4 separate regions of the Homo sapiens genome follow, and regions 1, 2 and 4 are each linked to region 3. A link is a contact called in ENCODE Hi-C data. All regions are on one chromosome and are shown on one strand. The core of a region is the stretch at or near the end of the contact, and the rest is flanking DNA. Distances in the headings are between cores, read along the strand shown.

Evidence for each region. Hi-C counts contacts between places; a loop is a spot of excess contacts on that map. Pooled maps may share reads with other maps.
Region 1: a map of gastrocnemius medialis shows a loop between it and region 3 (14-fold over the local background). The contact joins the promoter of USP11 here to the promoter of PPP1R3F in region 3. A Hi-C loop is called at or near these places in 1 of 168 maps with a recorded cell type or tissue (gastrocnemius medialis), 1 of 37 single-sample maps with no recorded cell type and 7 of 50 pooled maps.
Region 2: a map of B cell shows a loop between it and region 3 (21-fold over the local background). The contact joins the enhancer-like site here to the promoter of PPP1R3F in region 3. A Hi-C loop is called at or near these places in 2 of 168 maps with a recorded cell type or tissue (B cell and heart right ventricle) and 8 of 50 pooled maps.
Region 4: a pooled map shows a loop between it and region 3 (12-fold over the local background). The contact joins the promoter of NDUFB11 here to the promoter of PPP1R3F in region 3. A Hi-C loop is called at or near these places in 8 of 50 pooled maps.

What each region holds. Positions count from the first base shown.
Region 1 is chrX:47,230,441-47,236,301 of GRCh38, reverse strand. It overlaps USP11 (ubiquitin specific peptidase 11), which reads right to left and starts at 3,293. Exons shown (of 21, transcript NM_001371072.1): 1 at 3,083-3,293. The coding sequence starts at 3,258. RefSeq lists enhancers at 2,355-2,938, 3,364-3,413 and a cis regulatory region at 2,416-3,638.
Region 2 is chrX:52,259,208-52,265,730 of GRCh38, reverse strand. All of the region lies in intron 1 of LOC105377209 (a long non-coding RNA gene), which reads left to right. Among named protein-coding and RNA genes, the nearest start is that of SNORA11D, 72 kb to the right of the region's middle. RefSeq lists enhancers at 3,054-3,553, 3,554-4,055, 3,868-4,227 and a silencer at 3,923-4,181. Within about 2 kb of position 4,155, at least 38 of the 41 ENCODE cell types and tissues checked have a DNase peak (open chromatin) inside an H3K27ac peak, as active enhancers do; they include B cell and heart right ventricle, where a contact is called at or near this core.
Region 3 is chrX:49,268,348-49,274,956 of GRCh38, reverse strand. PPP1R3F (protein phosphatase 1 regulatory subunit 3F) reads right to left here and starts at 5,164. Exons shown (of 4, transcript NM_033215.5): 1 at 4,084-5,164. The coding sequence starts at 5,087. RefSeq lists a silencer at 4,889-5,128 and enhancers at 5,829-5,878, 5,576-6,075.
Region 4 is chrX:47,142,903-47,147,086 of GRCh38, reverse strand. It overlaps NDUFB11 (NADH:ubiquinone oxidoreductase subunit B11), which reads left to right and starts at 2,385. Exons shown (of 3, transcript NM_001135998.3): 1 at 2,385-2,614. The coding sequence starts at 2,408. It overlaps RBM10 (RNA binding motif protein 10), which reads right to left and starts at 1,866. Exons shown (of 24, transcript NM_005676.5): 1 at 1,602-1,866. RefSeq lists an enhancer at 1,573-1,842.

The DNA.
Region 1 (5,861 bases), core at 2,044-4,543, 2.0 Mb after region 3:
CTTGAGATGCTTTGCTCTTACTAGAGAAGCATTAACAAAGTGGAGTTTAGCAAAAATGCTTCATGATAATACCCATGACAGCAGAGACAAACCGGCTTCAACACTGAACCAACACTGGTGTGGTAATTTTTTTAATGAGGTGAAATTCACATAACATAACATTAACCATCTTAAAGTGAACAATTCAGCGGCATTTAGAACATTCACAATGTTGTACAACCACAACCTCTCCCTAGTTCCAAAATATTTCATCATCCCAAAAGAAAACCCAGTACTGGTGGGGTAATTTTAAAGCGTATTATCAAGGATGACAGGATGTCATGTCCTACCAGTGACACAATCACAAGGCTACAAAGGTAGGAAGAGGCAAGGATCAAAGCCTCAAGGCCCTTTTGAACATCTTCAAATGAGTTACAAAACACTGTGGTTATTTTGTTTATTCTCAGGATGAAATGAGGCTTTTTCTTGCTGGAAAAGTGTGACGTAATGGCAGAAAAACACGGCTTGGGTTTGTATTCCCGATTTGGAAAATCTCAACTCATCTCCCCAGTAACAGAGATACACATTTCACTGGTGTGGTTATTAAAGAACTCTGTAGTGAGTAAACCTCACTCGAAAAAGCCCTAAGGTTAGATGTGTTTGAGGAACAGCAAGAGTCCAATATGGCCGGCCTGGATGGAGACAGGGAGGGAGTGCGTAATCAGAGGAGAGATATGGGAAGACATCAGAATGCAAGCAGGAGACCAGCTTCATAAAGGCTTGCAATTCATTGTAAGGATTTTAGCATCTACGCTGCAAGAGATGGGAAGCTGTTAAGAGTATTTTGAGGAATGGCTGGACATGATACATGTTTTAAAAATAATTACTGCATATGTAAAGAGGAAAATGGTACCTTTACAGTTGAGAAAGCTGGCCAACACTACCATAACCAAGTGATCAAGGTTAACATCACCAATGATGCCATGTGGATACCATGTATTACCCGATGCGAAGATAAGGGCTCACAGTATGCATCCAGTAGAATTTTATATATATGTATTCCATATATGTATAAAGTGAAAGCTTAGACAATACATACCGCTTAGGGATGCATACAGCTGTGGTAAAACATTAAAGAAAAGGAAGAGACTGTTAACTCAAAATTCAGGATAACAGTTTCCCATGGAGCAAGGAGGGGAATTTCCATCTGGGAGGGGCACAGAAGGATTTCTTAAGACAGTGTTCTGAATCTTAACATGGATGGTGAATTCACACGTTTTTATTTATTATTTAATTTTTAAACTTTGAAATAGATTGAGAAAAATGGCAAAAATAATACAGAGAATCCCCATATGTCCTTCATCCAGATTCTCCAAATCTAATATTTTACTCATTTGCTCAATCGTTGTTTCTTTACATGCATTTTTTGGTATTTTTATTTATTTTAAAATGGACAAAAATTGCATATATTTAGAGTGTACAGCATGAAGTTTTGACTTATGTATACATTGTGGAATGACTAAGTCAAGGCAATTAACACATCCATTACGTCACATACTTATTTTTTGGGGGGTGGTAGAACATGTAAAATCTTCTCTCAGTAATTTTCAAGTATACAATGAATTTATTAACTATAGTTGTACAATAGATCTGAACTTATTTTTCTTGTCTAACTGAAATGTTGTATCCTTTGACCAACATCTCCCCAATTTTATTTCCCCTCGCCATATATAAATTTATATATGCTAATTTTTCAGGCATTTGAGAATAAACTGCTTACACGATGCGTTCTTATCCCTAAATTTTTCAGTATTTCCTATAAACAAGGATATTATTTTTCACAGCCACAATGATCACAATTATTAGTAGTACTAGTATCTACCCACTTTAATAAAATTTCACCGACGTTTCCATTGCCTTTTACAGTAAAAGAGACAAAAATAATCTTATGATAAAAAATTGATTTTTAAAATAATTTTTTTTTCTGTTCCAGGATCCAATCGAGGATCACATGTTGCATTTAGTTATCATGACTCGTTAAATTGCATTAATTCCTTCAATTTGGAACAGTTCTTCAGCCTTTGTCTTTCATGATCCTGACATTTTTGAAGAGTGTAGGCCGTTTATTTTAACAGGATGTCCGTCAATCTGGGCTGCGTAAATGTTTTATATAATCTTTTTAAGTCTTACGTATTTCACAATTAAAAAACGAGATGCAACTCGGCGAGAAATAAAATGAACTCAGAAGCAGTAAATTTCAAGAAGGACTGTTTAGCAAGAAATCAGTAAAACAAGCCGATTTATCAAAATTCTATTTTTTAAAAAAACGACTTTTTCTTGATTCTAAAAACAAAACAGTACCAACACAGAAAACCAATTAAACATGGAAGGCCCCTCCGGTGCTAATCACCTGCACGTTCTCTCGACTCGGGAAGGCTTCCGCCAGAATCAAAAACCACGGCGCGTCATAAACTTTGCTTATTCGCAGGCGCCATTTTCTGCCTCATAGGCACCACCTCCCCTCCACTGTCGTCCCTCGGCCTCAGAGCACGCCCCTCAGCTCACGTCACCAACCTAACCTCGTTCCCAGGCTCCAGGCTCCTCCCCCCTCCCCCACGGAGGTCCCCGCTCCCTCCCTCGGACCGTTCGGCTCCATCCCGCTCTTCTGCTGACGTCACAAAGCTCGCCTCGTTCCCAGCCGCCCCGGAGCAATCGGAAACCGCTCCTCGCCCCCAAAAGTTGCATTACGCAGCGCAGGCCGCGCCCCCGCCTTATGTAGCAGAACCCACCTTCTTCCCAGGTTCCTACGCAGTTTCACTACGCAGGCCCGGCCCCACCTCCAGGACCGAAACTGGTCTCATCACAACAAACCCCATTTTGTTCTCAGGCGTCAGACTGCACCACACAGGCCCCGCCCCTTTTCCAGACGTTGCGATTCATTCAAAGGCACTTCCCCGCCCCTTTAGCCCGCTGTCCCGCCGGCCACTCCCCCGCCCCCGCACCCCGCAGCAGCTTTCCCGCGGCCCTCGGCCGCCGAATCCCCAGCGGTTGTCAATGCCCCCACCGTTCCCTCTGCCGAGGCTCCACCGCAGCCCAGCCTCACCAGCTTTCGCCGGCCCGCAGTGGACGTTCTCGCCCACTCTCGCCGTTTTCTATCTGGCGCCACTGGCTGTCCAGGCCTGGCAGCTCCTCGTGCTGTGGCTCTCTATCCTCAGTCACCGCCGCTGCCGCCGCCACAGCCGCCGCAGCAGCAGCTGGATTTGCTGCGACCGTCGCCATCGCCGTCCGTTCTCTTCTACAGCCAACGCAGCTGTGCGAGATTGGAAGACGCCCCTCAACAGCCACTTCCGGATTCTGGTCCCGGAAACGGAAGCAGAGCCCCCCAAACAGTCGCGGGGCTACTGCCATATTGGAAATGGCCCCGTGCACAGACGCGTCGAAGGGCTAGGTGGGGTAAAATCTTCAGTGGGAACCAAGAAAGACAAAAGTGCCTTGTGGGGTCCTAACGCCCTGTAGACTTAGGGCACAGGTGGCATGGAAAGTGGAGGCTGAGGTTCCCGAGGTGGGCTAGGACTCCTACCCTGGGAGCAGTGTTTTTGTTAGCCTGATCAGAATGCCCTTCATTGTACCATCAAAACCCAATGCAAAAGAGGTTTCCACCTCCAGAGACCCACCGAGGCCTGCGGGCTGTTGTTTCTCTTCCTGAACTAGATTTATTCACTAGACAAGGTGTTGAAGACAAGTTAGCCCCAGGCCCTATGTTTGTTGGAGTCATAGCAATCATAACTAAACTAGCTGTCCGCCCAGTTTAAGTGCTTTATTGGACTAAAATAGTAGCCTCAGGCAGCAGGTACTGTCCTTGTCACCCATGGGTAACAATGGGGACGCTGAGTACCAGAAACGTCCCTCAGCTAATTAGTGGTGGAGCTGCAGTTTAGACTTGAGAAATCTGGTTTCAGAGCTGTGACCTTAAACACCAGGCCAAACATTCTCCAACCGTGTGGTCCCAGTGGTCCCAGCCTGTCTACCGGTCCAAAAATCCTCTTGGGGTTTCACAAAATGAAAACTATTTTCACAATACTTTTTCACTCTCATTCTCTCAGGGGTGTACAGTGTGATTATCCAGAGGCTTCTGAATCCAGAGGCTATATGACATAAGCAAAAACTCTTTTGAATATCTTAAACTTTTAAGAACATAAAGGAATCCCGAGACCCAAAGTTTGAGAACCCTTGGACTAGGCCAGGGTCTCTCAACCTCAGCACTGTCATTTCTTTGTTGTGGGCATTGCAGGATATGTAGCAGCATCCCTGGCCTCTACCTACTAGATACCAAGTAGTACCCCTCAGGACAACCAAGTATCTCCAGACATTACCAAATGTCCTTTGGGGGAAAAATGTCTCTGGTTGAGAACCACTGCTCTAGGCTATGCTATTCTTTCCTCTGCTGGGGCTGCCAGCCCCGTTGATGATGACTTTAATTTCGAACCTCCCTTCCCCCTCACAATTTCATAATTTACCTATTTTCAGTTAATCTCTGCGGGGCAGGGATTGTGTCTTTATTACTGTGATTCCAGCCCCCAGCCCAGACCTGGCATAGATGAGGGGTCACAAACTCAGTTGTGTAAGCTCTGGGTGAGGAAAGGGAGCAGGCCTTTCACTTAAGGGTCCCCAAAGAAAGTGGCATTTGAGTTGAGTCAGACACATGGCAGATAGCTGCTCTTCAAGCCCAGTTGAATCTTGTCAGATTCTCTGAATTGATTCTCCCCATTGCCCCTCTGCAGACTCCCCCTCCCCATTTATCTGGGCAGCCAGGTAAATCCAAGAGACCTCCTTTCCCAGCCCTAGACCGTTTTTTTTTTTCCACCTTCCAGAGGCCAACCTCTGCCCACACCAGTGACCCTACCACTTCCCAGAGCAGTTGGGTGAGTTCTAGACCTTTTAAATCCAGCCTGGCAATCCTGTCCCCCTTTGCAAGGCCCTCCTTTTCCCATCCTCCCTTGCTGCCAGAAGTGGCCATGTCATCTGATTCTAGCCAAGAAATGGCACAGGAAGTCTGCTGAGGAGCTTGTGGAAGTTCCAGCCGTTAAAAGAACACAGACAGGTAAGGAAGGTGTTCTGTCTTCCCTGCTTGCTTTTCCATCTCTGGGGACATGGCAGTCATCATGGCACCATGAGGCTGCAAGCTGAAACATCACTAAAGTGCTTAGAAAGACACGGTAGAGGCTGGGCTTGGTGGCTCACACCTGTAATCACAGCACTTTGGGAAGCCGAGGTGGGTGGATCACTTGAGGTCAGGAGTTCGAGACTAACCTGGTCAATATGGTGAAACCCCATCTTTACTAAAAATAAAAAATTAGGTGGGCGTGGTTGTGCACGCCTGTAATCCCAGCTACTCAGGAGGCTGAGGCAGGAAAATCGCTTGAACCCAGGAGGCAAAGGTTGCAGTGAGCCAAGATTGTGCCGCCACATTCCAGCCTGGGCGACAGAGACTCTGTCTCAAAAAACAAACACACACAGTAGAGTGATTAGAAGTTCATGGGCCCCCACCACTGGGCTTTAGTAAACAGCCACTTAATTAGGGTTGCCATTACTTGCAGTATTTGCCTGGCCCTGCTCACCCCCTCTTCTGCTTAGAAAACAATCCTTGGCTTTGCCCAAGATGGTGGGACTGGGGCTGGAACTCACAGGACAAAGAAAATAAGTTTCAATTATCCTCATATCTGAGGGCAAACCCCAGGTTGTGTCATTGATCCCTGGCCTCTTGCAAACTCTCTCACCCATGCCCATGGTTTCTGTTACTTCCTGGACACTAATAATTGAAATTTCCAGGTCCATCTATGGCCCCACTGCTTAATTTGATCCATGTATTAAAGGATTTCTCT
Region 2 (6,523 bases), core at 2,906-5,405, 3.0 Mb before region 3:
CTATGGCTAAAAGCGAGGGGATAGATGTGTGGTAGAGGGTTCCAGGAGAGAGGAGAAATCTTGGGATCCCCTCAGAAGGGACTGGAGGGGGGACAAGAGTCACCAAGAAAGCCTGCTGCTGGGCACTGAGATCCCAGGAGACAATGATGACTATGAAAATGCAGTGGTTCTAACATGTGGTTCTGTGATTTTCTCCAGCAGTACACAGAGCTACGAATATTTTCTGACTCTAAGCTCCAGGGCATAGACCCTGAGAAAGAATTTCTGTGTTCATAAAGGGCAGTGGAGCCTGGTATCACTTGTGGAGGGCAGCTGTAAGCCTTGAGGAGGCCCTGCTCACCTCAGCAATAACTCTCATCTGTTACTCCACTCTGTGTGTCTCTCTTCTGGTCCTCTCCTCTTTCTGTGCTCTGTTGTCAGGGTCAATTTATAACAGGTTAAAATTGTCCTCGGTTAAAGGAGAAGAGGAGGCAAGGATGTCTCAATGCCCTCTTCCACGGACTGATAAGACAGTGGGCAGAGGGGGAGCTGGAAGAGATGGTGTGCAGAGACCACAAATTAATTCGTGCTTCTCAGACCTGATTGGGGGCTTTGATGCATTTACTTGCTAAGACTGATCTGATCTTCATTATGAATGTATAACCTCTGTACTGGACAAGAAGGTGAGAAAATACTGGAGTTATGTTTAATCTGGTGTCAGCTGATGCTATCATGTGAATGGTCCATTTGTATAAATGCTCACCCTGTTTTGCTGAAAATGATCAGTCTCCCAGTTTTCTGCCCCACCTCCCTACTCCTTTCCAAGATGATTAATGGTGCGTATGGCTTTCCAGTCTTCATGGTGATAATGGGAAGGGGTCGGTGACATCTTATGTTGATTGCAGTGTTCTCGGTGGCTTGTGAGGGAATCTGGTGCTCCCAGGCTGACTCGGCCTTGGCCCACCCGTGCTGGCATCAGCAGACCCCTCTGAATCTGGGCCTCATCTCCCTCCCACATCTGGGCAGGGCTGTCCACACCACAGCCTCAGCTGCAGGGTCACCTAGCCCCTATCTGGCTTATGCTTGTTTCATGGTAGCACCCCTGGCTCTTGAATCAGCCACTTCCACAGTCCCCCTCTCAGAGAATGTTAGCTCCCTGCAGGAACCAAGATCAGCTCCAAAAATAGAAATTCCTGAACTCCAGCCATTATTCTAACCAAGGAGCTCACTATTTCATCCTGCAAAAGTAAACTTCTGAGTCCTAAATTTCAGTTGGGCAAAAATCTCTTTATTTGGAACTCCCTTCCACTTCTCTGACACACCTGTCACATGTAAGATAAGGCCCTTAGAAGAGAGACTGGGATGAGACACTGTCTCCATGCCTTCTACTCCCCCATGACTGGAACAGAACATTCTTTTGTTTTCCTTATCTTTCATGTTGACATAAGGATTCCCATATTAAATCCAGATCATAAAGGGAAGGCTTTAGGATTTGTACTTTCTCTTGTAGAATTCAAATTTATTTGGAATGTTTGAAGGAGATTGACTAACAGATAAAGAAACACAAAATGGAAGGGATTACCAAATACAAGTCAATACACTGTCAGTAGCAGGACAAGCTCTCTGTAAAAATAAACTTGGAGTTCAAAGGGAGTTGTATTAGTCAGGGTTCTCTAGAGGGACAAAAGTAATATATATATATCTATATGGGAGTTTATTAAGTAGTATTAACTCACACGATCACAAGGTCCCACAATAGGCCATCTGTAAGCTGAGGAGCAAGGAAGCCAGTCTGGGTCCAAAGCTGAAGATCTTGGAGTCTGATGTTCGAGGGCAGGAAGCATCCAGTATGAGAGAAAGATGTAGGCTGCGAGGCTGAGCCAGCCTAGTCTCTTCACGTTTTTCTGCCTGCCTTACATTCTGGCCGCACTGGCTGCTGATTAGATGGTGCCCACCCAGATTAAGGGTGGGTTTGCCTTTCCCAGCCCACTAACTCATATGTTAATCTCCTTTGGCAACACCCTCACAGACACACCCAGGATCAATACTTTGCATCCTTCAATGCAGTCAAGTTGACACTCAGTATTAACCATCACAGGAATCATCACGCTTTAAAAGGGGCCTACAAGGTGCTGCATCAGCGGTTTTTATATGTGTGTACAGAGAGCGTCACTTCTAAGCTATCTCTCCCCACCATTGTCTGGTAACTCCTGAGACTACTTGAGCATCAGAGACAAACTATCCTGAAGCTTGTGGTGTGTTCGCGGAGTTACAAGGGCAAGCTCAGGTGTCTGTTCATGTCTGTATTAGTCCTGAAGCTTTGTGGAGGCCTACATGACCTATTCATTAGCTAACATCTTCCTCATTCTCCCTCAAATTTATTGTATTTATGCCACTTAAAATATCAATAAAATAATTTTATGATTAAGAAGAAAAACAAGGCAGGGCAAAGAGGAGAGAAGACAGGGAGGGAAATAAAGAAGGAGGGAGGAGAGTAGCTTTGAGAAGGAGGGAGGTGTCAGATGTACTGAAGGCATCTGGACATATAGTGTAAAAGGATGAGGACGTGATCATAGTGTTAGGCAATATGAAGGCCATCGGTGCCTTTAACAAAAGCATTTTTCTGTTGAGAGGTGAGCAGGTAGAAGCTGCATTGAAGAGGTTTGTAATGATAATGATTATAGAACAAGGGAAGACAGATTTGCTGCTTGGAGCATCAGGGAAATGTGTCATTACCTTGGAGAAATATGGGATAAGGAACTGATTTCTGTTTTATTACATTTTGTATAAAATGTCAGAAACAAGAGCATGTTTATAGATGACAGAAGAATCCAGAATAAAGAAAGAATGTGACAATTCAGGAATAAGGGATAATCACTACAAAAGTCTCTACCTTGAGAAGGTAGAGGGCATGGGATTCAGGTGAAGGCCCGGCCTCAAGTAGGATCCTGTCACTTCCTCCAGTGGGGCAGCTGAGATTACAAGTGCAGGCCCACTGCTGTTGGGAAGTGGTGAGAGTTTCTCTCCAATCGCTCCTGTTTTTTCAGGGGAATATCAAGGAATATCATGAGAAGAGTTGGTGCTAGTCCTTGTGGGGGCTATTGTAGGGAGAGGAGAGAGAAGGTACACTTGTGGAGGGTGCACATTGTTTGTCTACTTGGTTACAGGGGGGCGGGGGAAGGCAGGGGGTTGCCAGGCGAGTAGGGAGGAAGGAAAATGAAGAGATGCGTTTGAGGAGCGAGAGTTAATAGCTTTGAGTAAGCTGGGTAAGGAAGGTGAATGGTGAGGAACGCGGTTGGGGTCAGTGGACAGGCCTCCTTGAGGCTGAAGGCTGTGGATGCTGGGACATTGGAGAGAGGGAGCTGTTAGGACTGGATGGGGTGCTGCCCATGATGAGAGTGCGGGATGCAAGAAATAGACATCGTGAAGGGGCGCGGTCTTTCCTGAGGCCCAGAGCATTACCGCGCGCGGAGGAGACTTAGGTGGGGAGGAGGAGGCCCCCTCAAGACGGAGGAGAGCCGGCCGCGGCCTGGTCAGCCCCGGGGGCGCTGAGGTCGCCGGGGAGGATCCGTGCTGTGAGGGCTGAGAGGAGGACAGGGCGTGCGTCACATGAGAAGCGTGTCCAGGGGCTGGCTGGGAGAGTGTCCATGGGATTGGCACAGGTCTCGAACGTGAGGCGGCTGGTGCAGCCATGCAGTAGAGCCTGGCCTTCAGCGGTCGCGAGCCTGAGCCATCAACTCTCAATAGCAGGGAAGGAGTCCTGCGGCTGACCCTGAGGAGACTAGCGCCTACCTCCCCGGACTCCGATGCGCAGGCCCAGAGCCCGTCAATCCTAGGCCAGCCCCGCCCCGAGAGCTGCTTTTTCCGGTGGCGCAGGAACTTCCTGCTGGGTTGCTATGGTTCCGAGGGCGGGACTATGGGAGGCTGCCTTGTACGGCCGGTTCGTCGGGGCCTGTCTGACCGGTACTAGTCTATTCTCTGGTCCTCATCTTCATTCTGCGTAGCTTCCTCAGGTTAGCTCTACCGGCTCTTTGCCGAGAAGCAGTAGAAAGGATGAATTTTCTTCCGCGGTTGGTGGCGCTTCATTCTTGTGGCCTGCAGGTGGCAATATTGCTCCATGGATACGCCCAACTCGCCTCTCCCCCCGCCCTTCTTGCTTGAAAAAAATGCCGCGGAATCTTTTTTGAGAGAAGAGGTTGGTTCTTAAACCTGCCAAGTCCTGCTGCTGGGGCTGCCTGTTTTTTAGGGGGTGAAGCGGAGCGGGTAGTGTCTCTTAAGAAAACTCAGAGCTGATGAACAAAATCTTTTTGCTTTTGAAATTGGCATTCCTCTTGAGATGATGCCTAGGTTCCTTAGTAACTTGTATTTTGACTTCTCTCAATGGTCTTGTCATTCACTGTCCCCAGGTTGTACTGGGCTTTGTGGACCTGGTTTTATATTGATAAATGCACGCACTCTTTTATTATGGAAGTGACTCAACCTCACTGTAGAAAATTTGGAGGACAAATACAGTGTAATAAAGAAAGCCAGTCTTACCCTCAGTCCCATCACCCAGCAATGACCACTGATAATATTTGTTGTTTCCTTAGAGTTTTTCATTCCCAAAGGTGCATTTTAAACACGAGTTCATATTCCATCGTTAGTTCATCTTTTTTAAACTCAGATTTTCAGTGTGAGTTACCGTGTCCTAAAAATCATTTGAAAAATGCTTGAAAATTTTTATTCATTTCCCATTCTAAAACAATACACAGTCTAGAAGCGTCGAAAAAATACTTAATAACTGAAATGGAAAGCAAAAATAACCCCTGACCCCCTATCTCATTGGTAAATGTGATCATGTAACCTTTCTAAGAACAGAAACTGTGATTGTTCTGCTTTGTTTTTGCTCACCATTGCCTTTTCGGCAAACTGACAAGAGTGTAGAGGAGTGTTCTTAACATACAGTTTTGAATACATGAACAAGTACCTTATTTCTTCCAGATGTTTATCTTTGTAAATACGGTGTATTTTTAAATAATGTTTGGATGATACTGGATGAAACAACGTGGCTTCCCCCTCACCCTTCCACTTAGCACTTTATTGTGAGCATTAAATTATTACCATTTTGAAAAAAGTTTTGCTGGCTGTTTTACACTCTACCCAGTTTGTCTTTTATTTCATTCTTGCACTGGAGGCAGGAAAACGTTCTGTAAACCAGCGTATAATCTTGTGTATGATAGACCGGTGATCTGAACGCCAGTGCCCTCTTTGAGGAACCCCAAGAACCTTGGCAATTTACTGCTTCTTCCTGTATCACAGTTTCCACGTGAGCAAAATGAAGGTTATAATAGCACGTGCTTCATGGAGGATGGTGGTCACCATAAATAGCACAACAGGTTCTTAGTTCCTGGCAATTGTAGACATATAATTATTGTTGTTGTTATCTCCAGTATTCACAACAATGTGTGTATTAGGATTTGCAATCCATGAGACCGAGTTTGATAAAATGTACTCTTCAGATTTACATAGAGCTGACACCTTTCCTTCAATTTCCCATTTCTGCCTTCTAGTAGAAAATTCATACTACTAGTTTTTAGGGCCATTCAGTCAAGGAAATGTGTAGGAGGAAAGCACATTGATAGATTTCTTAAAGTTTATCCCTTCATTAAATGAAAAGAATACTTTTGCACACATATATTTTTTACCATCTCTGATTATTTATAATAGATTTCCAAAAATAGATTTACTGGTTTGAAAGGCATGATCGCTTTTAACTCTCTTGGTGCATTGCAAGAAACACAATACCCATTTATATTGCCACTGACATTATGTGAGAATTCTTGTTTTTTTTATACCCTAACCAGTATTTATCAATGTTTTAAAGATAATTATCTTAATGATTGTAAGTTATATGTCAAGATACTGATCTTCCATTCTGTCACATACATTGCAAATACTTTTCCTGGTTTTTGCTTCCTAAATGTGTAGTTTTCAGAGGCATAGATAATTTTACTTTTATGTAGTCTTCTCAATCTTTTTTTGTGTAACTTCACTCTATTCTTAATAGAAGGCTGAAAAGGCTCCCTAACCACCTGTCCTGTTACTTATTTTTATCCCCATTCTTTGTGATTTCAGTTTCCTAAGTTACGGTTGGCTGCCAACTACTTGGCAAAATCTGAGAGGATTTCCTACTGACTAAGAGGCTGACTGAAATGGCTTCCAGATTTACATTAGTTAACACACCTTTTAGTAGAACCTGGAGGTGCTAGAACCTGGTGTGACAAGGCCAAATGGGTTACCATAAATGAGGATTTAGGCTAACCTTGATGCCCTATAGATACAAGAAGGTCTTTTAAATGGTATATTGAAGTTTATCCCTCTCACAGTTACTGGGGAACAGTCTAACCCTATTGACAGAGATGGAATGAATCTTTATTGTAAATCACTTTAAAGAATGCTCAGGGTTGGGAATTAATGCTAACATCAGCATTGAAATTACCACCTTTTTTGTTAATAGCCCTAAGCCTGAAATATCAGCTGCTGTTCAGAAGCAGAAAATAGGCTG
Region 3 (6,609 bases), core at 3,915-6,414:
GAGCAAGTAGCAGAAACTGGGACCCAGAGCACAGGAGGGAGAAGTGGCCTGAGCAAGAAGGGACTCCTCGTCATCTGTAACACAGGGGAGGGAAATCAGCGTGCAGACTTGGGGGCCACAAGTTATAGGGAGTTCCATTCTTATGGCTTCTGTTTTGTTTTTTGAAGCAGGAGAGAAAGTCTGAAGGTAAAGAACATTTGAAAGAGTCACTTCAGAGGAGAAACGAGTGGATCAAAAAAATATAGTAGAACTGCTAGGCAGGGTGGCCGATGACCCCTCGACTGGTGGCGATGTTCATCTGCTCTGCCATGGGACATTCTCTAACAAAGCTTAGCACGTGCTGGGCTGATGAGTGCTATGAAAAAGCCAGGGGCCCGAGGACACTGGGGTGGACAGGCTCCCCTGGGGAAGTCCTCTTAGAACTGAGGGATCAACACTGGAGGAGACTGCAAGGGGTACGGGATAAATGTTCCTGGTGAAGGAAACAGCAGGGGCAAAGGCCCTGCAGCAGAAAGGAGCGAGGCCCTTTGGAGTAACAGAAAGACCATGGTGACAGGAGCTCAGAAAGACCACTGGTGTTAAGACTATGAGCCAGTGGAGGCCAGATTGGGGAATGGGATGGGAGGGTGCTTGAAGACCATGGTGAGGCTCTCTTGGTCTTTACTTTTAAGAAGAATAGGACACTTCCAAAGGGTAGTGTCAAGTGCCAAGGAAGATCAGGAGGGCTTTTCCCCACACCAGCCCTAGGACTTTGGACTCTGGGAGCCTCAGTTTGCTCATCCAGGAAAGAGAAATTTAAAACCCTCTACTTCACAGGGAATGTTGTCGGAATTAAACCAGACCTTGCATGAAAATATAGTACTCAGTGAAGTGCCTGGCGAAGAGCAGGGGCTCAGCCAGGTCTCATACAACAAATCCTCTGTACTCCATCCCACAAGCCCTGTGACATCTTAGGACCACTCTGCATCTCTTTCCCTGCTGGAACCTAGCACTGTGCCCAGCACACAGTAGGCAGTCAATAAATGCTTGTCGATGAATCATCTCTAAGCTTTAGAGTTACCAAATGCCTGGTCCAGCAACCCAGGGAAAGCAGCCATTTGGGTTTCTGAACTCTATCCTGATGGCTACCACGGACTTCTCCCATGCCCTCACCTGATGTGGCTGTGCTCAGTGCACAGAGGGCCTACAGCCAACATTTCCTCAACAGGAAGCCCTCTGATAGGGCTCCCACAGGTAAGGGATATACCCTGAGATCCTCCGCCATTTCCCAAGAGGGCTAGGTCACAAAGGGTGGCTAGTCTTCAACAGTGCTGCAAGTCACTGGCAGCACACAGGTTCTAAAACAATAATATGTTGAAATGTACTCACCAAGAAAGCCACCGACCTACAAAGAAACCCTTATCGCTGATCTTGCAATGAGCACCAACCTCCCCTTTGCAAGAGCTGAGATCGAAAGATAAAGAAGCTATCAAAAAGCCATCTGCCCACTTAAAATAATATCACAAGTCATGTTAGGAACCACAGACCTGGGGCCAGATACCAAAACAATTGTCTGAACAGGCTGCTTCAATTTCTCCTTAAAACCGCCCATGTATGTTAAAAGAAAAACACCCTCTCCACCCACCTTGGCCCTGCAAGGTTTTGATTTCTCTGTTCTCTGCCTTTCACACTCTTTAAAATGACCAAACTCCTTTACCCAAACTGTCGCATCTTACAGACAGGGTTCCCATGACAGCCGGCGGGGATGACAGCTTGGGAAAGTGATAGAAATGAAGGTAGCTCTGGGGTACTGGACCTGCTCAGTATCTTCATCTGGGTGGTGGCTACACAAGTGCATACATATGTACAAATCCACTGGGCTATACACAGAATATCAGTACACTTTATGTAGGTATACCTCGATAAAGCAAAAAAAAAAAAAAAGGTAAAAGGAAAGCACGACATGCTGGGAACACCAAGAGTGAAATCCAGAATTTGCCCTGAATCATGCCACGCTTTCTAGAGGACCAGTTTAAAAAAAAAAAATAGAAAAAAATAAATGTCCCTAGCATTTCTTCCCTGGCCCTGTCACTCACTAGCTGAGAGGCTTTGAGCAAGCTGGCTCATCTCTCTGAGCTACCTGTCTCCCCTCTACTAAATGGGGATAATCATAGCACCTACACAACACAGCATGCACAGCAGGCCTCACGGAGAGAATGGATCTGATGTTCATAGCACAGAAATCAGTAAATGCTGGCCAGTTATCTTTTGCAGTTACCACCATGCTTCAGTTACCTTGCCCATGTTTGCTGCATTCAATCCAACCATGCAAAGTGACTGTCATTTCCCTTAGCAGAGAAGGAAACGGAGGCAAGGCCACACAGCTGATGGGCGGAGCCGAATTTAGGAGAGGAATCCAGGAAACTGTAGGTGTGGCTCCCTAAATACTGACACTAGCTAACACCTGTATGATACTACTTTGAGCCAGACTCGGTTCTGAGCACCTTTACTCTTATCCCGTAAAGTAGATGCTATAATTCTGTTTTACAGGTGAGGGTCCTGAGGCATGGTGTAGTTAAATGCGTTGGCCAAGGTCACAAGGCCAGTAAGTGGCAGCGCCAGGATTTGAACCCAGGCAATCTATGCCAGAATCCACACTCTTAATGCTGTAAGAAAAACCATGCTGCCTGCCCCCTTTAAATGAAGTCTCAGATTATGGTGGGGCTCACAGGTGGGTGAGTGGGTACCTGCCTGCCTGCTCAGTTACCCAGGCACATCTGCCCACCAGACCGGAGCTAGACCTTTCTGAACCACTCACAGCCTAAGGCCTTACCAGAACCAGCAGAACCCACAAATGTCTTACTGCAGCCAGGGGCTTCTGACCAAGCGTATACATACAAGGTCCAAAAAGCATTTTCCCATTTCCATTCCCAGTCCTCCCAGGAACAGGGAAATGTATACATTTTAGGGAGAATCTAGTGATCCTGGGCCAGACTTAGGTGACCGCAAAAAGAATCAGGACTAGCTGCTGCCCTTAAAGAACTCATAGCTTGATAGAGGAAACCTAGGGAAATCTTCTGGGGCCCCCTGGGGTATAACTGATTATTTCTCCCTGTCCCTAAATGATCACAGGTGGTGTGGCAAAAAAACAAGGGACAAAAACTTCAAGTCCAGTACCCATCTGGTTCTGTCTCTCTGCTAGAGCCACTGCTTTCTTGTGAGAGCATGGGCTCAGCCCCTCGCCTCCACAGGACTCAAAAGTAGATTACAGCGTTAACAGTAGAGTGCACAGGCTTCAAGGTCAGGCATGGGTGAACTGGAAGAGCCAGGTGCCATCACTGCCTCAACCAGTTTCTCCACCTCTGGAATCCTGGTTTCCTGCTCTGTCAGAAAGAGAATCTGCTCTACCCCCCACTGGCAAAGCCCTTGGTCCACACTATGTCATTGCAGTTCTCTCCACTCCAGCACACTGCTGATCATTCACACCAAGCTCATTTCCACCCCAGGACCTTTGCACTTGCTGTTTCCTCTACCTAGAACACCCTTGTTCCATATATGCACATAACTGTTATTCATCATCCAGGACTTAGTTTAAATGAAACCTCCTCAGAAAAGTCCTCCCTGTTCCTTTTCCTACAAACTCTCCCCCACCTCCCCACCGTATCTGCATAACTCTTCTTTATCATCATTCGGGACTCACCTCCTCAAAGGCCCTCCCTTTAACAGCATGTCTGACACAGTCATTCCCTCCCAATCTATCCCCTTACTCCCTTCAGCAGCTAACTTTGTCCCTATTTATCCTATCTGCTTGCTTGCTTGTTTTTTCAAACTGTCTCCCATAGGAGCCTGTATGAATCCTTGAGGGTAGGGTAGATGTCTGTCTTGTTCAGGGCTTTACAGTGGAACTCAATAAATGGAGGAATAAAACCCCAGTTAAAACAGTGCCTAGCACGTGTTTGACCTCCATCACTCTTTGACTGACTGACTCAATGCACCCTCCTCCCTGTCCTGGAGAGCAGGCCTGAGGGGTTCCTGGGCCGGAATGCTTGTCCTCCATCCCAGACACAGCCCTGCGTTGGCGGAGGTGGCGCTGGCTGACATTACCTGCGCCTCACCGGCTTCATGCAGCTCTTCAGCTGCCTGGCCTCAGCCTCCACGGGACCCTGGCACTCGGGCTGTGGCTCCAGCTGCGGCAGCTGCTGCTGCTGGGGCAGCCCTTCGGCATCAGTGGGTGTGGGAGCGGGTGCGATCCGGAGCAGGACTGTGTAGTTGCGGCCGTGGTTGTTGGCCCAGAAAGTGCCCTCAGGGGTCTCATAGCGCACCACGAAGTCGAGGCGCGCCCCATCGCCCGCGCCCTCAGCAAAGGGCAGCTGGAAGGCAAAGCGGTCGGTGCGGCCGCCGTCGTCGGGCGAGGAGGCGGATGCCTGGCCGGGACCCAGGCCGAGCCCCGGATCCAGGATGGGATCTCCTGCTCCTGTTCCTCCCGCTCCTGCCCACGGCGGGCTGCGCGGGACGTAGCGCGCTGGGTGGTCGCAAAAGGAAGCCCAGCCGTCGTGTGAGGCCCGCACGTGCACCGCCTTCTCGAAGGAGCGGTTCAGCACGCGTACCAACCCGCGCAGCACCGGCGGGCGGCCCCCAGGCACCCACACCCCGGCACCCCCGGGGACCGCTCCGGGAGGCGGCAGCAGCGCCTCCAGCTCCACCATGACGCGCCCCAAGCGCTCCAGACGGCCCGGCGCGGGCGGCAGCGAAAATGTGGGGACCAGGTAAAACCCCCCGCCAGCGGGGACGGGGCACAGCGGTGAGGGCTCGGGGCAAGCCTCCTCTTCCTCCTCCCCTTCATCCCCATCCTCGCCATCGTCGTCCTCGTCGGCCCCGCCGCCGCCGCCGCCATCTTGCCCGGCCGCCGCCGCCATCTTGCCCGCCCCGGGCCCGCCCCACGGCCGGTAGCGGCGCAACTGCGCCAGCGGCAGCCCCAAGGCCTCGTCGGCGAACAGCACCCTCCGCGGGGCCACCGCCGCCTCGACCGAGGTGCGGGGCTCACCCGCGGCCGGCGAGGGGGGCGCGGAATGCCGCAGCGGGGGCTCCACAGGGGCCGTACGCGCCATATCGGCGGCGGCGGCGGCACCGACGGCACCGGCGGCGGGACCGGCGGGGGCAGGGCCTGAAGGGGCGGGCAGCCAATGGGAAGGCCAGCGCGGAGGGGTACGGCTCACGGGGGCATAGGCGGTGAGATGAAGACAAGTATTGCAGAGGGCCAATGGGCAGCCATGCACGGATGACGTACAGCGAATTGAGAGCCGGAGAAGCACGCAGCCAATGGGGATGCCCGGGAGTGGGCGGTGTAGGGGGCGGGATGATCGAGGAATCAATGGAGAGGCCGGAATGGGGGTGGTGCGAAATCCATGATGAAGAAAACAGAAGCAGACAGCTAATGCGGAAGTCTGAGCGAGAGAGGCATGTGGGCGGTGGGAAAAGTGGAATGGCTACAGGCGATGAGGGCAGCCGGGAACGAACGCAGAGGCCCAAAAAGTGGGAGATCCCGCGGGTTGCGTAGGCGGTGGAACGGTAGCTAGAGAGAGAGAACAGCCAATGGAGAGCCACGCGTGGGATGACGACAATGGCTGCAGCGAGCCAATGGGGAGGCTTGTGAGCGTGCACTGCGGCTTCGAAGGGGTGGTGCCAAGGTGGAGCTAGCCAATACGAAGGCTAAAAGGAGACCAAGAGGCGGGTGTGTAGGGAGCCGAGCCAATGGAGGTGGAGGCTGAAGGCGGGAGCGAGGACGAGAGCTGGCGGATAGCCAATGAGGGAGCCAGGGTGAAGGCGTAGAGACCTCAAAGGACAGTACTAGTATGGGATGAGCCAATGCCGAGGCTAGATAGTGCAGCGGGACGGAGGGAGGACTTGGAGGCAAGATGGGGAAAAAAGCAGAGCCGACGGGGGCAGTGTAGGTGGTGTGAAGGGAGGCATGAGTAGCCAATAAGGAGGCTGGAGAGGAGGACGCTGTGTAGACAGAGTCTGAGGTATTGGGTGGCCGGACAGCAGAACCATAGAACGCAGGCAGCCATTAGGAAAAATGTGCTTCTCAGGGATGGGGTTACCCTCTCCCTAACCCTCCGTGACTCCCCATTGCCCCAGGAATACCCAGAGCCCCTGAAGGCCTAGACCACACCTTGGTGTGTGAACTAGGAAAGTGAAAATGACTGTCCTGTTGCAGTTAGTTACTTACTGGGTCCTCCCTGCCCAACTACAACCTTTTCTTGAGCAGTGCCACAAGCCAAGAATGCCCCTGATTGTTAGCCGCAAGCACTCTCCAGGACTTGATACTATTGTTGAATGAATGGCCGAATAGGAAATTTAACTTTCTGAAGGATTCACTTTTTTAAATTTCAGCTCAGCAAACACTGACCTGACTGTGTGCTACCAGAAGTTGATTGGGCATATGGGTAGCTTCTGACTAATGGAATCACAATCAAAGCCCTGTCCTTCTTGCCCAACCTGACACTCCACACCCCACAGGGGCCTCACCTCCCTTCTTTCTGTCCCCCCATCTCTGCTTCTACTGTTCCCTCTCCCAAGAGTGCTGTTCCTTCTGCTGCTTCCATCTAGTAAACTCCTTTCGCTCTCCCT
Region 4 (4,184 bases), core at 1,136-3,635, 2.1 Mb after region 3:
CCACCCACAGTGTGATCAGGGCTTTGCCACCTAAGACAGGTAGACAAATTCAAGCCTGGGGCTGCATCCCAGGGTGGGGGTAGGGGACTCTCAGGGCTGAAAGTCTTGCCTGAGATTCAGCACATCAGACAAGACTTCACAACAATGGGGGCCCCAGGCTCCTTCCACAGGCCCCAAGGGACCATCTCATCCTCCCAACAAGCTGCTGGCTGTCCCCTATAAGGCAGCAAAAGACCATGAAAGGCTCTTGGGGGGGTGTGTGAAGGGGCGAACTTGGCGACGAGACAGCTGCCACCTCCCTGGGCTCCTGGCCAACACAGCCTTGGCCCTCACACAGCAACTGGCTCAGCCCTGAGCCCTGTCTCTTATGTGCAGCCCGGTCCTAAGGTGGTTCCCTCCCCAGGGCTCAAGCCCGGTTTCCAGAGGCAAAAGGGGCCCTTTTGGAGGCTGTTCTGAACCACTGTGCTCTTCTATTGGGATGGAGCAGCAGCCACTTCATCCAACCCTCAGGGCTGTGGTGAGAACTCAGGGAGTCCTGAGAACCCTGTGACCCAGCCAGAGGTCAGGATGAATCCCAGATCTTCAGGCCCCACCCTCTGAATAAGAAGCAGGTAAAGCCAGGCAATAATAGCACCTGCTCAACACTAGGTTGCTGCCACACCTTTGCTCTATGCTCGTGCACACACATACACAGACAAACACACTCCAATTTTCTCTTCCTCCTCAAGCCACAGGGAACCCGAGTTACCTGCTCCCAGGTGGGCAAGAGTTAGAATCACACAGAGGCACTGGCGTCTGAGAGCACAAAAACCTTCAAGAGACTCTGGCAAAGGGGCCAGAGTCACACAGTAACATCCACCACAGCCAAGGGCCAGTCACAGACACGAGCCCCAAATAACTACGGGCCCACATCACAGAAGGAACACACAGTAAGGACCACAATTACACAGTGGGTCCCCTTTCCATGGATGAGCGTCAGTGTCACAGATACAAACTCCCCAAAAGAAGGGGCAATGAGTCACACACACATTCCCTGCATGCCCCTTCCCACCCAATAAGTGGGTTAGGGTCAATCAAAAGACAGTCGTCCCCCAAGCCCCGCCCCATGGATAAGGATCAGAGTCACAGACCGCCCCCCCTCAAAGGGTAAAGACCAGAGTCACATCCCCCCTCCGATCCCCCAGGAATAGAGACCAGAACCACAGAATATTTCCCCATGGACCGATAAACACCAGAGTAACACAGAGCAGCATCCCCTCTCCTATGCACAAACTCAAAGTCGCAGACAACCGCTTCCCCACTGATAAACTTCGATGTAGCCGACACAGTGATCCACAGTAGCCCACTCCCATCCGTCCCTCCCTTCCCCCAACCCGCATGCACCCATCCCATGTCCCAGTCGCGCACGCGCCTTTGCTCACACCAAAAAAAAAAAAAAAAAAAAAAAAAACCAAAAAAAAAAAAACCCTCCCGGGTTGAGACATTGCACCAACCCCTCCGTTCCGCGCATCTCCCCCGACCCGAAGTCCGCCCTCGCGCCTCCTCTACGTCCCCGCCCCGGGCCCCTTACCTCCGCCCCCACGACCAGCGTCGACGCTCACCTTCTCGGCCCGGGCTGTCAAGGAAGGGCTCCCAGACATCACCTCTGCCCGCCGCCACCTCCTCCAACTCTCCCAGCTCAGCCGGAGCCGGAGCGCGCAACAACCAAGTCCGAGACTGGAGGCAGATCGGGGGGAGGGGAGAAGCGCCAAGCGCGCTGCCCTCCCAGGGAAACTCACTGCCGCCTACTCCCAGCCGGCCACAGTCACCAGCTCAAAATGGCGACGACGAGAAGGGAGTCGGCGCTCCGACCACCATCCACCTACTAAGGAAGCGCGCTCTGGCCGGCCCCGGCGATTGGTCACCGCCCGCTAGGGGACAGCCCTGGCCTCCTCTGATTGGCAAGCGCTGGCCACCTCCCCACACCCCTTGCGAACGCTCCCCTAGTGGAGAAAAGGAGTAGCTATTAGCCAATTCGGCAGGGCCCGCTTTTTAGAAGCTTGATTTCCTTTGAAGATGAAAGACTAGCGGAAGCTCTGCCTCTTTCCCCAGTGGGCGAGGGAACTCGGGGCGATTGGCTGGGAACTGTATCCACCCAAATGTCACCGATTTCTTCCTATGCAGGAAATGAGCAGACCCATCAATAAGAAATTTCTCAGCCTGGCCGAAAATGGTTGGCCCCACGAAGCCACGACAACTGGAGGCAAAGAGGGTTGCTCAACGCCCCGCCTCATTGGAAAACCAAATCAGATCTGGGACCTATATAGCGTGGCGGAGGCGGGGCGATGATTGTCGCGCTCGCACCCACTGCAGCTGCGCACAGTCGCATTTCTTTCCCCGCCCCTGAGACCCTGCAGCACCATCTGTCATGGCGGCTGGGCTGTTTGGTTTGAGCGCTCGCCGTCTTTTGGCGGCAGCGGCGACGCGAGGGCTCCCGGCCGCCCGCGTCCGCTGGGAATCTAGCTTCTCCAGGACTGTGGTCGCCCCGTCCGCTGTGGCGGGAAAGCGGCCCCCAGAACCGACCACACCGTGGCAAGAGGACCCAGAACCCGAGGACGAAAACTTGTATGAGAAGGTGAGAGGCGGGGGGGGGGGGGGGGGTAGTGGGGACGGAACCCCGAAGGGGTCAGTCCGGGATCGGCAGATGGGGCGCTGTAGAGGACGTTCTTAGGCAGTAGAGGACTGCGCGGCCGGCGAAAGCCTAGAAGACTTGGGAATTTTGCCTACCTTGTGTTCCTCCTTTGTCTCTCGGTATCTTCGTTCCAGGGCCAGAGGCAGGATTGGTTTTATTTTGCAGACAGAAATCACACCTCAAGTGGACAGCGCTCAAAACACGTTAGAAGCAGTATAGTACAACGATAATACTAAACACCGATATGGCACTTGCTCGTTGCCGTCTGCATTCTTTTTTTTTTTTTTATAGGGACGAGATCTCGCTATGTTGCCCAGGCTGGTCTCGAACTCCTGGCTCAAGCGATCCTCTCGCCTCGGCCTCCCAAGGTGCTGGGATTACAGGCATGAGCCACCGCTCCGGGCCCCGTCTGTGTTCTAAACACTTGACATGCATTAGCTCATCTTATACTCGAAACAAACCCCATTTCGAGGTGGGCTCTATTATTATACTCATCCTACAGATGAGGAAACTGAGGCACAGAGATGTTAAGTGGATTGCCCTAGCTCACATAACTGAATACATGGTGGAGGTGGAACTGGTATTTGAATTTAGGGCTACCAGGTCTGCTGTGCTGTATTAATAGCAGACGCTGTGAAATCAGGCAGCACTGACGGTTACCCACCCGTGTGATCTTGGTAGCATAAACCCTTGGTGCCTCAGTTTCTTTGTCTGTAAGATGGGAACAGTAATAGGACACCTTCTAAAAAATAGGACACCCCACCTGCCTCATGTAATTAAATGAGTAAAAATGGTCAGAACAGCAGCTGGCACTTCGTAAGTATGTACTCAGCACTAGAATGTGTTTATTATTGCCATGTTTCACCTCACTGAGATATTGTGAGGTGTTTCTATGTGAAAAGACTGGCACATAATAAGTACTTCATCAATACTAACCTCTGGTTAAGGGGCTTGGATATATAGGATGCTTGTTCATTCTGTAAATATGTATTGAGGGCCTGCTGTATGCCAGGCTCAGTTCAGGGCCCTGGGGATACAGCAGTGTGGAAATCAGACAAAGCCCATGCTCTCATAGAGCTTACATGATAGTGGGGAAGACAGAAAATAAACAGTAAAATATTAGAAAACAATAATACAAAGTAGTATAATAGATAATATAACATGAGAATGTATGATATACAGAGAATGGGGAAAGTATGCTACTTAGGTAAACATAGACTAGAAAGAGACAGAAGGAAGAGAGGATGTGAAGACAAAGTTAAGCAAGATAAGTGGATAGAGAATGACTTGGGTGTAGGGGGCTATTTCATTAGCTTGAGCTATAAGAAATTGCCAGTATTCAACCATTTGTGACCTATAAAAATAGCAGTTTCCTATGCTTCAACTTTGAAAGACAAGGTAACTAGGGAGTGCCTCCTGAAGGAAGTGGTGATGAATCTAAAACCTTGAATGAGGAGACAGATCCAGCCATGACTAGAGCTGGAAGAAAGGCTTTCCAGGCAGAGAGAGCAGC